2 separate regions of the Homo sapiens genome follow, and region 1 is linked to region 2. A link is an interaction called in ENCODE POLR2A ChIA-PET data of the cell type or tissue named here. Cell type or tissue: IMR-90. All regions are shown on one strand. Each heading gives the region's core, and the rest is flanking DNA. Links, peaks and the distances in the headings are about the cores only.

Region 1 (4,045 bases), core at 1,021-3,520, 190 kb before region 2:
ATTGCCTAAAATTGAAGCATGTAAAAAAGTTTATTCCAGTCTCTGAATATTTTTCATAACATATTTTCTTAACCTTAGAGGTACAACATCCTTGAGAAATACTGTCTCCTTTGGGCCAGGTGCAATGGCTCACGTCTGTAATCCCAGCTCTTTGGGATGCCAAGGCAGGCAGATTGCTTGAGCTCACTAGTTTGAGACCAGCCTGGACAACATGGCAAAACCCAGTCTCTACCAAAAATACAAAAATTAGCCAGGTGTGGTGGCACGTGTCTGTGGTCCCCGCTACTTGGGAGGCTGAGGTGGGAGGATTGTTGGAGCCGGGGAAGTCAAGGCTGCAGTGAGCTGCAATTGCACCACAGCACACCAGGCTGGGTGGCAGAATGAGATCCTGTCCCAAAAAATAAAAATAAAAATATCTTTTGTGGAGAATACACCAAGTTAAGCAATTCCATTAGCTTTATTAACATCTTTGTCTTCTCTTAAATTCAAGGAAAATTAAATTTTATACCTTTTATTAAATAGCATGTAAAGTGTGATCTCTTTCTAAACCACTTTTTGTAGTCAACTATCCATACATCCATTCACTCTCCCTTCTTAGTTACCTATCCATCCTTCTCTCTGTACACATAAGGAGAGTGACATCTGCAACAATGTTCACTTGTGTCAGCCATGGTTATTTGGTGGTGGTGGGATATTGAAGATTTTTAAATATTTTCTTTGTGTTCTACAATATTGTTTGAATTTTTTATAATAAGTATGTATCATGTTTATAAAAATAAATTATTATCTTAAAAAAACAGAGGGAGACAGTGCTCCTGGATTTCCCCCCAACAATTGGGGATTTCCTTGCTTTTCCCACTCTCCCTCACCCTATATACTCCAGGACCAAGGCTTTCAGGTTCTTCTGATACCCTAATACCCATGATTGTTCCAGAGGATTTTGCTTCCAGAGCTCGGGGGTCCTTAGTGCTGGGGAACTTGAGTGGTGGAAATTCTTTGCAAGGAGGCTGTGGATACCCTGGCATGGAAACATACAACTGAGGAGAGGAGGAAAGATGGCCAGAGGACAGTGAGACAGCAAAAGGGTTGCGAGTCCAGGCATTTCTCATCTTACGTAGGAGGAGAGCAAGCCTAGGGCGGAAGAGTGGCTTGTTTAGAGTCAGCAGCCTGCCACACACAGCAAAGGCAATCAGTTGTCCCCTCAAAGGCATTCAGTATTTTTCCCCAAGCCCTGTGATTAAGGAAAGGTGGTAGGGCTTCAGGCCCTTATTCTCAGTACAGAAAGGGGGAAGGAAGGCAATGTTAGGGCATAGGAGGGGGATTGGGACTGCAACCTCCCCCTCTTCAGCAGCTAGTCTTGTTTTTCCTATTGGATCTGCCAGAATTAGCATCTGTAGGGACTTCAAGACCTCCCTGGAGGCATCTATAGCATCCATCACACAGAATGTTTAGAATCAGAGTAAAGGAGTCCTGACAGATATTGTGTCTGGATTTCAGCGAAGTGGAGAAGATTCAGAAAGCTCTGGGGGCCAATTCTTGTCTTTCCCACTCCAACTTGGGGGCATGGCCTATGTTTCCATAAACCCTCCAATATTTTACTTTTTTTTTTTTTTTTTTCTGGGGAATGTGGTGGTGGTAGGAGTGTGGAGTGGACTCTTTCACAACTCTTGAGGACGGTCCCCATATAAATTCCAGGAAATTGTCAGCACCTCCCTAGTGGACAGCTCCCCATCAGCCACCAGAATCTCCCCATCTCAATGGGGCCCCTGGGCCACTGGTGTTCTGGGAACACTGGCTTGTCTTTCTCTTGTTCTTCTTTCTTTCTTAAAAAATTCACTTTGGTTTAAGGAGCTCCAATTTAAGAGATTTCATTATTTAAGATACCCAATGTATATAAAGGAATGAGTTGGTCCAAATAAAGGACCTTTGGCTAAATATAAGAGCCTGAGTAATTGAATTAGAAACAGCTCAAGGATGGGTGTGTATCACAGCTCAGGAATCTTTTATAACAAGATTTTCAGAACCAAACCAACATCAAGAACACATCGTCTTACAAAAATTGTTTTGGGCTATTTCCCAGTATTAATGCAATATGGGAGAGGTTAGTTGGACAGAGAAATCTTAGAATTCCATGGATATTTTAATAGTTTAAGGCTAAAGTTCAGCATATTTGGAATCTGAATTGTCCCAGAAAATCCAGAGTTATGCTTCTCTTGCTCATAACCAGCAGTCTAGAATGACTCAGGTAGAAGAGAGAAGTCTAACAGGAAATGGAGATCCTGGCATTGTGAATGCCCTGGGAACTAAAGTACTAGAGGGTGCACAGATTTTCCTCTAGTAAAAGGAGGAAGCATAAAAAAGGGAGCATAAAGGTTTGAAAAATTGTGAAGCCATCTGTTATTGCTTCCCTTAACAGAAGTGGAACACTGCCACCAGAGCCTGTAAGAAGGTATGTGGCCAGGTCAGGTGCTGGCAGGTGAGGCTGGTTGACTTCCATTAGGCTCTTTATGAATCAGCTTTTAGGGTGGAAAGTCTCCTTGGCCCAGAGCCTGGTTCTCATCTTGGTAGGCTTGGAAACACATGTTTATCAACACTGAGAGTGGCTCTATCTCACTCAGAATAGGGTTTCATTGTCTGAGCTTGCAAGTGCTTACTGTGTAAACTACTTGCTAAACATTTGTTGGCGATGAGAAGCAAAACCACTTGGGGACTGGGCATTTGCTGCCTCTTGTCAGCATCCCCTCTTTTTTAATGGAAAGCCATCTGGGAAACCAGGTCATCCTCAGAAGATTGCTTGGTGAGCTTGGAATCAGATTTAGGGGTGATCGTTTCATGATGGTGCAACCTGTTGATGGCAACAGGTTCTAATCAGCTGTTACCCCCATGCCTGGGATGGGGGAAGGACTTCCTTTGAAGCTGGGTAGGTTAAGGCCTTGGGTCAGGAGACTGCCCCTCTTTGTTTGGGTTCCTCCAGAAGCAGGCCCTGAAACAAGGATTTGAGTGCAAATGGTTTAATTGGAAAGTGGTTCCAGGAAACAGTGGTAGCAGAGTGAAATGAAACAGGGAAAGGAAGGAAGCCAATACAGATGTGTTATCAAACAAGATACCACTGTGGGTAACTGAAGCTTAGCCTCACTGAAGACTCTGGGAGACAGTGTACAATATGCATCCCCATGTTAATCCAACCTAGGGTCCAGAGATCTGGGTCTTTTTTTTTTTCTTTGAAACAGAGTCTCACTCTGTTGCCCAGGCTGGAGTCCAGTGGTGTGATCTCAGCTCACTGCAACCTCTGCCTCCTGGGTTCAAGCGATTCTCCTGCCTCAGCCTCCCGAGTAGCTGGGATTACAGGCATGCACCACCACACCCAGCTAATTTTTGTATTTTTAATAGAGATGGGGTTTCACCATGTTGGCCAGGCTGGTCTTGAACTCTGGACCTCAGATAATCTGCCCACCTTGGCCTCCCAATGTGCTGGGATTACAGGCATGAGCCACTGTGCTCGGCTGGAGATCTGGGTCTTTATGCACCAACTCTCATAAGTCATTGGCTGAGTGATACTCCTGACCAGGGAGTGGATTGGGTGGCTAATTTGCCAACACATCCTTCCTACTGCGTACATGGGAAGAACGAGCTCTGGTGGCCAGAGCTTCAGTCAAGAGCAACAGATGTGGTGGTTAGAAGTTGGGCTGGTGGGTCTGAAATGGATAGTGCTGAGGGGACATAAGAAGGGCACAAGTCGCATATTTGCCCATCCCTGTATTGTGGGCAGTCATGAATTGACTTTGCTTAAAAAAGCTCATCCCTTTTTTTTCTGTGCTTGTATCATTGACCCTTTATGATTAGTCAATTCTCTTTATTTATTTTTTTTGAGACCAGGTCTCACTCTGTCACCCAGGCTGGAGCATAGTGGTGTGATCATGGCTCACTGCAGTCTCAACCTCCTGGGCTCAAGCGATCTCCCTACCTCAGTCTCCCAAGTAGCTGGGACTATAGTTGTGTGCCACCATGCCAGGGTAATTTTTTTATTTTTATTTTTTGTAGAGAT
Region 2 (4,045 bases), core at 568-3,067:
TGTAGTGATCAGATCAGGCTAATTAGCATATCCATCATCTGAAACATTTATCCTTTGTGTTGGGGGTGTTCAATATCTTCTCTTCCAGCTATTTGAAAATATGTTATTGTTATCTATAGTCATCCTATAGTGCCATAAAACACTATAACTTGTTCCTCCTAATTTTATGTCCTTTAACAAATCTGTCTTTTCCTCCTCTCTTCCCTTTCCAGCCACTAGTATCCTCTATTCTGTTTTTTACTTCCATGAGATCTTTTGTTAGCTTCCATGAATTAGAACATGTGGTGTTAACTTTCTGTTCATGGCTTATTTTACTTCACATAATGACCTCCATTTCCATCTATGTTGCTGTGAATGCCAGGATTTCATTTTTTACGGCTGAATACTATTCCGTTGTGTATGTACACCATGTTTTCTTTATCCACTCATCTGTTGCTGGACACATTTTAATACCATATCTTGGCGATTGTGAATACTGCTGCAATAAACATGAGGGTGCAGGTATCTCTCTGATATATTTTCTTTCCTCCTCAAAGCTGTTTCCTCACCTGAACAATGAAAGGGGTTTTTAGTCCTGGCTTGTGTTTCTTTGTAAATTCCCTCACAAAGTTAGATTTCTGCTTCCATGTGCCAATAATCATACCCCAAATCCTTTCCCAGTCATAATTCTCAAGAAGTATTTCCTGTTTCTCAGCACCATACCCCTCAAATTTAGTGGTGAATACACTAAGTTCATTTGAACTCACAAAGGGCCACATCCTTAATCTAGCCTTTGCCATAAGGCTGAGTCGATCTGTTCAACTGAGAAATTTTATTGGCTCCCACTCAAAGCTCTTTTTAGTCTGTCTGGGATTTAGAAGTGGTCAGGTTTTCTCACCCTTCAATCTTTCACATTTCTGAATACTCTATATTCTTTTTCATTTTTGCTCCCACATAGCCAATTATTTCTCCTGCCATACCTTGCCAAAGGCAGCCAAGAGAAGTTTCCATACCCCAACGCTGATTCTTTCCACCACTTATAAATAGGCTAACCATGAGATGCTTTCCAAGTTATCACAGGTAAGACTTTACTATCTTACCATCTTTCTAGCAGTTTTGTTTCTTGCCATGTAACTGGTAAGCTAGAACCTCATATTTTGGAATTTTGCTATTAAAGTACACAATTTCTGGTTCAAATGTATGCATTAGGGTAGGCTAACTGCTATAAACATCCTGGAATCTCTGTGGCTTAATATACTAAAATCTTATTTCTTATTCATGTCACAGTTCAATACTGGGAGTGCTCATTCAAAGACCCAGCTTCCGTCTAGTGGTTCTGCCATTTTCTCGGGTCTCAGTGTTCTCATCTGAATCCTCTGGCTTTGGTAGGCAGAGAAGGGAGTAAAAAAAGGTGTGAAGTATTGGGCAGGAGAGTTTATTTTTAGGGAACTAGATTTGGAAAGTCCACATTCCCCTGCAGCTAGCTGTAAGAAAGACAAAAATAGTTCAGCTGTGGAAATCAGGTTGGTTAAAAACTCAGCAGACTCAATCACAGCAAACTGTGTTAATTAAAAAAATCATAGACCAGGAAGATACAGGAAACCAGGATCAGGAATGGGGAAGGGAAGAGGAGGAACTGATCCAGCCCCTGTGAGGTAGCCCATAGTATAACGACCAAGGGTTGGGGACCTCTGACTTGGTTCTGGAATGCACTAATATATCCAAAGGCATCTAATTCTGGGTTGGGGTAAGACTGTAATTCAACTCCATAAAATGAGGAGGCATTTGGCTGCTGCCAGAGGTTTGGAAATGTGCTTTTATTTTCAAACTCAGGTATGTGACACTCTACAGTTCAATGCTAGCACACCTGTGTGAGGCTTAACAACATGAGGAACTGATAGCCAGTGATACACAAATCCAGCACTTCCTCTCCATTTACTCTGTCAGGCTGTATATGGGGAGCAACACATATGGCTTTGTGGCAGCCAGAAAGTGAAGGTCTTTTTAGGAGGTGACATCAACAATGACACAAACACATCACTCTGCAACTGAAGGCAGGGAACCAGACTCCTAGGGCTAAGCAGAGATGTCAGACTTCAGAGGCATTTGGGGGACTCTTCAGATCCACATCCTCACTGAAAATCCAGGGCCTGTTTCTCTCCAGTTCACTACCGCTTGGGCAGCAGCTCCCACTGCTTCAGGCTGGTCTTTGCTTTCCAGAAAAGATGGACTCATGAGCACTTTTTCAGCCCCTGTATATATGGCTATTCTTATGCTCCCTTTTGGAGATGTCCTTTTCCTCGACCTCCCTTGCTTACAAATGGAATAGGGTGGGAGAGGGCCTGTGCCTGGAAGTACTCTTGCAGGCTTTTCTGTGGGGCAGCTGGAGGTGCAGGAGCTCTCCATAACTGCCTTCCTGGCCTTTGACTCATCCAGAAACAAAGGTAGGAAACTTGTGACCAAGTGAACAATGGGGCCAGCTGAGCCTGGCCCTGCTTTAAGGGAGGCAGAGATTGAACATTCCCCACCTGGAGTTCTGCTTCCACGGCCACTCTCTAGAACTCTATTTGCATCCTGTCTTTGGCTCTGAGGGCCTCATGTAGCTAAAGCTCCTTCAGTTGTATCCAGACCCCCTGGAAGAGGCCGGGCAAATCATCCACTTCTGCCCCCAGAGTCCCTCTGCCCTGCTCTGTAACTCTTTACCTTAATGGCACATCCTTGATCAACCCTGGCTTGGGCCTCAGTCATTTTCTAGCTACTGTAAAGGATGCCCCCTTCAATAAACATGCTATTTTAAAGTGGGGCATGCTTGGGGTGGGGGGTCTCTCTGAAGGAGTGACTGCATTGAGCCCAGTCCTTGAGCTTGGCAATGGTGTTGCTAGTCTGGTCTCATTCCTGCTCTCTCACAGAGTAGACTGAAAAACAGAATAAGCTGAGGTTAAGAAAGATGTTGCTTTTTGCATTGTGATGGTGCTGGTACTGAGAAGCATGCAGCATGTCAGCTGTCCCCAGGCTGCTCTCCACCACCTTAAATGTTTGCTTGTTCTTTTGAGCAACATTTAATGACACCCTCCCAAGCGTCAGCCACCATGCTAGGCACTTACCCAAGAGATGGGTAAGACATGGTTCTTGTCTTTGAGGAAAAATGCTAGGGGAGATGGATACATAAATAGGCCATGGTATACTATAGGTAAAGGTCAATAATAATAATGTTTAAAACGTGCCAGAAAGCACAGAGGAGTGTGTGACCTATTATGTTGTGTCTGGTGAGGAGTATGGAAGGAAGGTCATCAAAGCTGGTATGGAGGGGATAATTTTTGCACTCGGTCGAGAAGAGTGACCTGAAGAAAAGAGAAGAACAGCTGGAAAAAAAACTAGTGAGTGGAGGTCCAGCACTATGAGAGAAACTGTTTAGTTGGGGAGCCAGAGATGGAGTAGCTGATGGGCCACTTGGGGGAATGAGACTGAAATGTGAGGCTTCCAGCTAGGAGACCATCAGAAGAGTCAAGGAGAGCACAGCTCTGGAGCCAGCCTACCCTGGGGTTGAGCTCCAGCCCCATGATTTACTACCGGGGTGTCCTTGTCAAGTTACTTGTTCTTTTTGTGCTTCAGTTTCCTTATTTGAAAATGGGAAGGGTAATATCCACTTCGTATTTTTTTTTCTTTTTCTTCAGGACTTAAATGAATTCATACCTATGTAATACTGAGAACAGTGCTTGGCTCATAGTAAGTCGTATATGAGTTTTAGCAATGAAAGCAAACAATATCAATAACAAAACAAAAATGCAAAACAATGACAACAAAACCCACATGGAAATCAAACCTCTACAAAACTGATGAAGGCAGTGGCTGTAAAAGTGGGGAGAGAAGTCAAAATGGAGAGGGGATGTGCTCCTTCAGTGTTGTGCTAAATAACTGGGGATGCTCTGAAACACCCCTAATTATACTGGGGTTGGAAACCCCATTTGAACTGAAGCACTGAGGTGCAAGTTTACTCTTGCATGTGGTCACACACAGAGTAAGAGACTGAAGCAGAAAGCACATCTTCTCTCCTCATTCACCTGTG

Evidence for each region. Peaks named below come from ENCODE experiments on the same cell type or tissue, not always from the same donor. Only the 100,000 strongest peaks of a DNase experiment are listed, where the experiment ranks them.
Region 1: POLR2A ChIA-PET joins it to region 2 with 20 read pairs; 2 of 35 experiments call an interaction of 5 or more read pairs at or near these places.

The regions. Positions count from the first base shown.
Region 1 is chr11:10,377,488-10,381,532 of GRCh38, forward strand. The region is part of intron 2 of CAND1.11 (a long non-coding RNA gene); the gene reads left to right. Among named protein-coding and RNA genes, the nearest start is that of CAND1.11, 71 kb to the left of the region's middle. In IMR-90, for the core only: no CTCF peak of the experiment used is centred there; a DNase peak (open chromatin) is centred at 2,134; H3K27ac peaks cover 1,144 bases.
Region 2 is chr11:10,571,314-10,575,358 of GRCh38, forward strand. IRAG1 (inositol 1,4,5-triphosphate receptor associated 1) reads right to left here. Exons shown (of 21, transcript NM_130385.4): 21 at 1,782-4,045. All of the region lies in intron 1 of IRAG1-AS1 (IRAG1 antisense RNA 1), which reads left to right. Among named protein-coding and RNA genes, the nearest start is that of LYVE1, 4.7 kb to the left of the region's middle. In IMR-90, for the core only: no CTCF peak of the experiment used is centred there; no DNase peak of the experiment used is centred there.